2 separate regions of the Mus musculus genome follow, and region 2 is linked to region 1. Evidence: chromatin loops called from intact Hi-C (ENCODE). Cell type or tissue: heart. All regions are shown on one strand.

Evidence for each region. Hi-C counts contacts between places; a loop is a spot of excess contacts. Peaks named below come from ENCODE experiments on the same cell type or tissue, not always from the same donor. Only the 100,000 strongest peaks of a DNase experiment are listed, where the experiment ranks them.
Region 2: it touches region 1 in a loop (1.8-fold over the local background); 6 of 42 quality-filtered maps call a loop at or near these places.

Annotation. Positions count from the first base shown.
Region 1 is chr12:70,647,930-70,651,929 of GRCm38, forward strand. Gm24474 (a long non-coding RNA gene) reads left to right here and starts at 1,820. Exons shown (of 2, transcript XR_381651.4): 1 at 1,820-2,308; 2 at 2,576-2,778. In heart, no CTCF peak of the experiment used is centred here; DNase peaks (open chromatin) are centred at 342, 1,072 and 1,942; H3K27ac peaks cover 1,295 bases.
Region 2 is chr12:70,555,566-70,559,565 of GRCm38, forward strand. No RefSeq gene overlaps it. Among named protein-coding and RNA genes, the nearest start is that of Gm32219, 22 kb to the left of the region's middle. In heart, a CTCF peak has its summit at 2,217 (motif pointing left); a DNase peak (open chromatin) is centred at 326; H3K27ac peaks cover 1,048 bases.

The sequences.
Region 1 (4,000 bases):
AAGGCATCCAAACGAGGCCAACCGAAAAGGTACCGGGAAAGACACGAGGGCCCGACTTACACCTCTGAGATTCCACTGCTCACCTTCACCAACCTGGTAATGATCTATAATCTCTGTTGGGGCCATGTTGGCTGTGTCAGCTTTGGGGACAGATAGACTTGGCCTGAAATCATGCTTGTATATGGTTCTTTCTTCTGTCCCAGCCTATCCCCATTCTAATTCACACTCCATTTTATGTAATAGGCTCCCAGAAAAGGCTGGCTGCCACAGTTTCTACAACCCATGTGGCCACCGTGGTCGTGGCTCCTCTCCTGCTGAAATTGTCTTTAAACCTGGCAGACTGTTTTTCCAGGATTGAGGATTCTGGCTCATCTGGGACAGTCTGGGCAGAAAGCAAAGGACCCTGTTCTTCCTGCTTCACAGCCTCTGCTGAGGACAGCCGGGCAGGTTGAAACAGCACCTTTTATTTGAAGTCACCGGAGTCTCATGAAAAAGTGTTCTTGTTGTTTCTGGACTGATGCCTAGGTGTGAGCACAGTCTGTGGGCTCCAGCTCAGAGAACGCTCCTCCTCCCTAGAGAAATGCTCCCTTTGCCTGCCCATTCTTTCTCTTCGTCCTGGGCATACATCTAGGCCAGGAACATCTTTGATCCTACCTTATCACTAAAGGCTGATAGTCATGGTCTGATTTAATGTCTCCTTGATTTTTTTTTAAACCAAGAAGCCTTAAAGTGTTATGCAATTTCCCCTTGTCTGAGGCTGCTGCTGTAGGGCTCTTACAGTGATGACTTAAACCAAGGATCACTTAGAATCCCTCTTGTCAATCCCAGTTAACACCAGATGCAGCACCTACCATGTGCTGGGCACCCTATTAGACATATCACATGATCTTGTTTAATGTTCATCAAGACCCTCTGAACACTCAACTTTAAAGATGAGAAAGCCTGCCTTAGAGAATCTAATTCACTCTAAGCTTTACAGGAACAACAGCCCAGTGGGGCTGAGTCCCTATCTCTATAGTCACTATACCAGTGTGTCCCATGGAGGGAAGAACTAGGATGCTGAGCAACTACTGCTCCCCAAAAAGCACATGGCAGAGAGCCATCAGCAAGCAGCCTGCAGTCAGGGCTACATTTTCACAATGTGGAAGCTTTCCAGTTCAGGGAAATGCTGGGTCTGGTTTGTTATCAGTGTGATAAGACGAAGGGAGACTTGAGAATCTGTACCCTTAAAAGCCTTAAGGGACAAAACAGATAGATAAAGGAGTTAAAGACGGCCAAAATTTCTGGAAATTTACATACTAGAGAGATGGAAAAGATGTGATGATGCTAATAGAACTCTACTGTGACGATGTAGGGCCAGGCAGAATGTGCACGCAGAATGCTAGGCATATATTAGAAACCGGCTGTGCTGGGTGGCGGCAAAAGTTTAACTGGAATAAAGTGGGCTGGCCCTTGCCCTAAGAGATTTGGATTTTGGAGGAAGGGAGAAGGAAAATCTAAATAGGAGACATTCTGAGCTATGGATATGAATGAGTTTGGGGGCCTGGGAAGGTGGAGTTGAAAAGGGCTGACTGCAATGTAGGGATGTAGCTTACATGGGGGACAGTGGAGAGTGGGTGAGCATTGTTAGTTTAGGAGTTAAGAGTGAAGACACCAGGAAATCACAAGTACATGGGAGAGATCACCACAAAATTGTTACATTATATCTTTTGTACCTGGTGTGGCTCATTCTGTTTGTATCAAATGGCCATGGCTTGAGTTTATATTTACTCTACATTAACAATAAACCACAGAACTAGGCTCTATTATCTCTTTGGCAACAGAGCCATGTTCTGTCTGCCCAGATTCTCCCCTGAGCTGAAGGAGAAGCCATGTTTGGAAAGTGAGATTGCTCACTGCTCAAAGTCAAGGGCACTAGATGATCTCCAGGAACTGAGTCACCAGCTATGGTCGCCTCCACTTCCAAGATAAGGTTGTTCCTGTCAGCAGAGTGGCAACGCTTGCTTGGACCAGCCAGAACCTGCTCTTCAGCTTGGAAAGTGATAAGACACACTGGCATGTTTTTGTTCTCTTTTCCTAAATTCCAAGCTGACTACATTTGCACTGTTTTTCCAGTCAGAGGGCTATGCAGTTTTCTTGGTTATAAACTGATTTGCATAAGCAGCAGTTCACCTGAGCAGGCATGTGGGTCATCCTGTCTCTTAACCAGGCATGAGCTACATTGTTCCTGTCTCTTAACCAGGCATGAGATACATTGTTCCTGTCTCTTAACCAGGCATGAGATACATTGTTCCTGTCTCTTAACCAGGTATGAGATACATTGTTTCTGTTTCTTGACCAGGTATGAGATACATTGTTCCTGTCTCTTAACCAGGCATGAGATACATTGTTACTATTTCTTAACCAGGCATGAGATACATTGTTCCTGTTTCTTGACCAGGTATGAGATACATTGTTTCTGTCTCTTGACCAGGCATGAGATACATTGTTCCTGTCTCTTGACCAGGCATGAGATACATTATTTCTGTCTCTTGACCAGGTATGAGATACATTGTTTTTCTTGGTTCTATTGCAGGATTAATTTGTTCTGGCTGTGGAACTGGGGAAACACGTTATCAGGAGCAGCTCTGCTGGAGATGAATTTCATCCATTCTAAACTGATATTTCTAGTTTCTGAGTGCGCTCATGCCCAGGATGCTGGAGAGGTGCAGCCTCTGTGGGAATCCTGTCATTTTCTGTACTTTTCAATAGCTAACATGATTCATCATGGTGCTATTACACGTTCTGAATTATCCCTCTTCTTTAAAGCTATGTGTGAATAAGGAAATCTGTTTCCCTTTGTGTTGAATTTAAAATAGAGATGTGTTATGGATTATCTGTAGCGTCCTAGCTTCCAGTATTCAATGTCTTATTGACAGACTTATTAAGTCAAGGCAGGTGACAACTGAAACACAAGATTTTTTTTTGCTGAGATGCCCAAGAAACACAAAAACAAGAATAACTGACTTAATTTAAGATGGACAAAAGACATATGCTGACGCCTACAGACACTGTCTACGGTGTAGCTGTTAACAGGATGAACCGAGAGGCATGGCCTTGCAAGTCCATTCCACATACCCTTACCCTCCCAAACCAGAGAAGCCCAATGGTGCTGAAAGATAGTGGGAACCTGGACCCATTGTTTATACTCTACAAGATCATTCTATATATGACCTTGATTCTGACCTGGACAGGACAATAAATAGTCCAGAGAAGAATAGATTGTCTTCCAAAATAAATGGAACAAAACTCAGTTTCTTTTCCCTACCCCTGTCCCTCTGTCTCCCTTTCCATCTCTAGTCAGAGACCATGGCTCCTCAACCACAGCCAAGACAGGAAGATGAGTATCACCTGCTAGAATGGCTTGCTGTGTAATGAAAAGAGCTGTGATGGGGGACTGGTGCGTCCCCCTATACACCTCTCTAAAATACAACAGCAGAGTGCCTCTCATCCCCCACCCCTTTACAGCCCAGAAACCATTGCTAGAAACTCCAGTATCGTGATCAGATATTTGAGCTGGGAAGGTGTGTTGTAGAGCCCGAAAGGAGGATGCGCACCAGCTTCCTCTCTGGTCTGCTTTCTGGGTGTTCAGAAGAAAGTAAGGAGGTATGACTGCTTCCCCAGCACTCTCTGAACATAGAGTTCTCTTTTCCAATAGGTATAGGTGGGGAATGCTCAAATGGCCCCTGAGAGATGGGCAGTTCCAGATACGGAAAAAGAAGGCTTTGACCAAAGCAGCATGGTATCTCTGTAAGTAAATTTCTTCAGGAAAGGATTCATCTCAGGATAGATAGTTTTGTATCTCTAAGATGATTTACAGGCAGGAGAGAGAACGAGGCCCTCAGGGGAAGGGTGGGATAAAGGAAGAAAGGTAGCCACCCGACCCAAACCATGAGAGCAGAAAGAAAAGGGTTTGGAGGCAGCTGCTAAAGCAGACTTCACTCCACAGCCTGGAGTATGA
Region 2 (4,000 bases), 92 kb before region 1:
AAGTGGAATTCATTCTCTTGTTCATTCCTAGTTTATCAGCTGCATCAAGTTTCTGATCAGTTTGAAATGGTCTTTAAAAATAGTTATAATTAATGTGTTTGGGTTAAAAGCAAAGCTGGTTTTGGTGTTAGAGTTAATGAAATTTCCATTAGCTTATAAAAAAAATGTTAGCAATGGGTTGCTGAGCCAGATTTAGAATCACAAAGTTAGTTTAATGGGGAGAGATAGACACAGGGTGGAGGTACTTGGCAGAGCGGTCTTGGCTGCCTCTGTTTATCATTGCTTCCTTGGGTGTTGCTGGGAGATTAGAAAGGCTGGAAATAAAACTGCAAGTGCCTGCAGCGTGAGATGAGTCAGGAGAGGGAATCAAGGCACTGGGCTTGTTGTGAACAGGACTGGCAAGCTGGACATGAACTTGAGGAGCCTTGGGGGTTTTAGGAACTATTGTGCAATGCCCGAATTACAGTTATGAGAAAGAATTCAAACACAAATGAAAACAGAGACCACTTCTGAATGGGGAGTTTCTCAAATGATCTTGTCTATAATTTGCTTTGTGTAAAGAGCCAATGCCTGCCAATGTCTGTGCGCTATGCCTATCACTAGGGCCACGTTTCTCTCGGAACACGGCCTAAGGAACTAGCATTCCACCGTGTTATTTACATCAAGGTCTACTTAGTTTCCAGATGAATACTTTTCAAGTCGGCTACAGGCTTCATAGGGAACTATGTGCACTTTATTGACACGGACCAAAGATAGATGTAAGCAATTGTTCCATCAGGTCTAAAAGCACTTTTTTTTTTCTTTTTTTAATGCAGCAAATGAAAATGCAGCTTAAGAAGCACATCTGAGAAGTCCACGGAGCTAAGGTTTCCCATTTATATCTGTAAAGCAGAAGACAACACCAGTAACAAACACTCACGTAACAGACTCACACTCACGGGGCAGACACATAATAGATATGAAATCCACAGTATAAACACAAAACATGCACAAACCAATGAGTTTTGTTCAAGTTAATCTGTGACTCACACTCCCTAAAACATCTTCCAACCCCTTCATGTTCCGGTCACTCCGATTCTAAATACCTTAGTATTCCTGGAGCATACTCTGTGAATAACTGGCCATTGAAATTTTTTCCCTAAGACGTTAACTGTTACATGGAGTAAATACGAGGTACTTGAGTGCCAAAGGGTGCGAGATGCACACCACCATTAAAATAACCCACCTGTCAGAACCAATGTCTGCTAACTATCTAAGGAACATTGAGAGCTGTGACTGCTGACCAAAGTCTTTCCCTTAGGAGTCTGGCTTGTCATTTTCATGTAGTGTCAGAGAGCCAGCTTCAGCTGTCCTATCACTGTCCTGCCATGCGATGTTCACACAGGCAGACCCTGGTGGGCAGGGGAAAGGACCAGCTTCCCGAAAAGCCTGTGGGCAGCTGGAGTGGAAGCCCTACCTCCCCCCCCCCTGCTGCATGTAGCATCCTTGGACTTGACATAATGATTTGGCACACTGCCCTCTCTGCATTCCTGCTGCCAGGCCCCAGAGCAAGTCCTTATCAGCATGCATTGCTCTGTTTATTCTGCATAGAATGCAAAGGAATATATTTCAGCCTCTCAACGATGTACGGCCAGGTATTTGCCGAGCGCTTACTGTGAAGATGAGAGACGTTTTTATCTTCATAGGGAAGCTCTGATCTGGACTGTGAGAAGGCCAGACCACACAGTTCTACATGAACTCATCTTAGGGCTTAACTGACCATAGCTCTAGCACCAAAACCATTCATTGCTTACAAGGAGAGCCAAAGGCTATACCCTCAAATGGGTTACTATTTTACATTCTGAATCAAACTGTGTCTTCCCTTCCACAGAGTGGCTTTTACTCTGTAAAAGAAATTGAATATCTCAGCAACTCCCAGATAAGCCCGTATCAGCAAATTACTTATTTGTTAAGATACAGAGCAAGAACATGTTAATTAATGCACCCACCGCAGAAAGAGTATGGGCCTGTCTCAAGTAAACAAACAAACAAACAAACAAACAAACTCAAAAACTAAACTCAGAGAGCTGGAGAGATGGGTCAGTGGCAAAGACGGCTTGTCGTGCAATCATGAGAACAGGAGCTCAGATCCCAGCCCCCACGTAAGAAGCCAAGCATACTACAAACTCCTGTTATTTCAGCTCCAGGGGATCCAATGCCCTCTTCTGGCCTTGGAGAAAACCCTCATATGCACATGTGCATTCTCACGTTCTCTTTTCAGCCTAGGGCTCAGTGGGAAGCGTGATCAAAGTCCCCATGGTGGGAGGAGGACAAACCCCTGTGGGCTGTCCCCTGAGTTTCACATTTTCAACCTCTACCCTCCCCCACACAAAATAAATAAATAAAATGTAAAAGATGAAGAAAATCAGAAACAACATATTTGAGTGTTGATACCCCACCTGAGTACGAGATTACAGGCTTAAGACAGAAGAAATATTTTCCCACGTTTGCTGTATTAAGCTGTATTTATTCTATTACACCCCTAGTCTATGCAAACTTAGTGGACTTTGATCAGACTTCCTCCGAACCCTAAGCTAAAAAAAAAAAAAACCTCATCAACTCTAGCCTGCAGTCACCCTCATAAATTAAATATTACAAGTTAGGTGACTCCAGGTGTTGATGGTAATAATTATTGTAATTATTAGACACTTGTTTACAGAATACTTATTAATGTTGCAGGCACTGCTTTTGCTGGCAATAAGCCCTATAAAGCTCACACCGACCTTGACTGAGACAATGCTATGCCTATTTCTGTTTTATAGATGAGAAAACTCATAACTACTGGCAGTATAAACAGCAAATAACCCCATAGGTTGCTCAGATTTAACAGTTGCAAGGCATTTTGTGCTCTTCTGCTGGACTTGGGAATTTACAGAGGGCATCTTTAATCCACACACATCCAGAGCATTGAGATCCCTTAGGGCAGTGGTTCTCAACCTTCCTAATGCTGCAACCCTTTAAGACAGTTCTTCATGTTGTAGTAATCTCCCAGTGGTAAAATAACATTGTTGCTATCTCATAACTGTAATGTTGCTACTGTTATGAATCATAATGTAAATATCAGATATGCAGAATATCTAATATGTGACCCCTGTGAAGGTGGAGTCACAGGTTATGAACCACTACCTTAAACCCGCTTTCCAGCTCATTGTCCTCTAGAACAGTCTTCCCACTGGATAGCAGGGCTATTCACTCTTGATCTTTTCTGGTTTATTCTGCTTCCTGAGGTTCCTGAAGCACCTGTTTTAGTGTCTCATTTGTCACAATCTCCCTTTTTCCTCGCCCTCCAGCCTGTGGTTCATTTTGCTGGGGCACTGTGCTTCCTCCTTAGTCCCAGCAACTGCCCTGGTGGACTTGATCAGCTTGGGCAACAGCGCTAGCCCAGAAATGGTCCTTACCTTCTGAGCTTCCTCTCATTTTAAATGGTCTTGAGAGTGAAGGCCTTCCGTACCAAGGGCTTCTCCGGCCGCACAAAGAGGTGCACCCACTCCCCTCCCTGCATCTATGCATGAGATTATTTTGATTTGCTTTAAATGTCTTGTTTATTCGATGATGCTCATCTTGCTCAAGCATAGCTTTTATTTGAGTGTCACTTCAGTGAATATATTCATTGTAGAGTTGCAGGTTCTGTTTTTCCTTGCTTGTTGCCTTTTGTTTTGTTTCCCTCTTCTGTGAAAGGACAGTTTTCTCTAGCTATAAACACTGACAAGATCTTCCTGAAGTTCCAGATCTCTGGAGCATCCCTTTAATTGCTCCTAGCACAATCCCTTCCTTTATGTCCTTACATTCCTGACATGCTTGGAGCCCATGACAACCACAAGGCAACTTTAGACTCTTCCCCCAACCCCAAAGGATGGTAGTCACAGCCCAGTTTGTTGATTACTATTAGACCTGTGAGGACTGAGTTCTGCTGACTGTGAGTAGATGAGGCCTCTAGTCAGGAGACAGGAGTGGACTGATG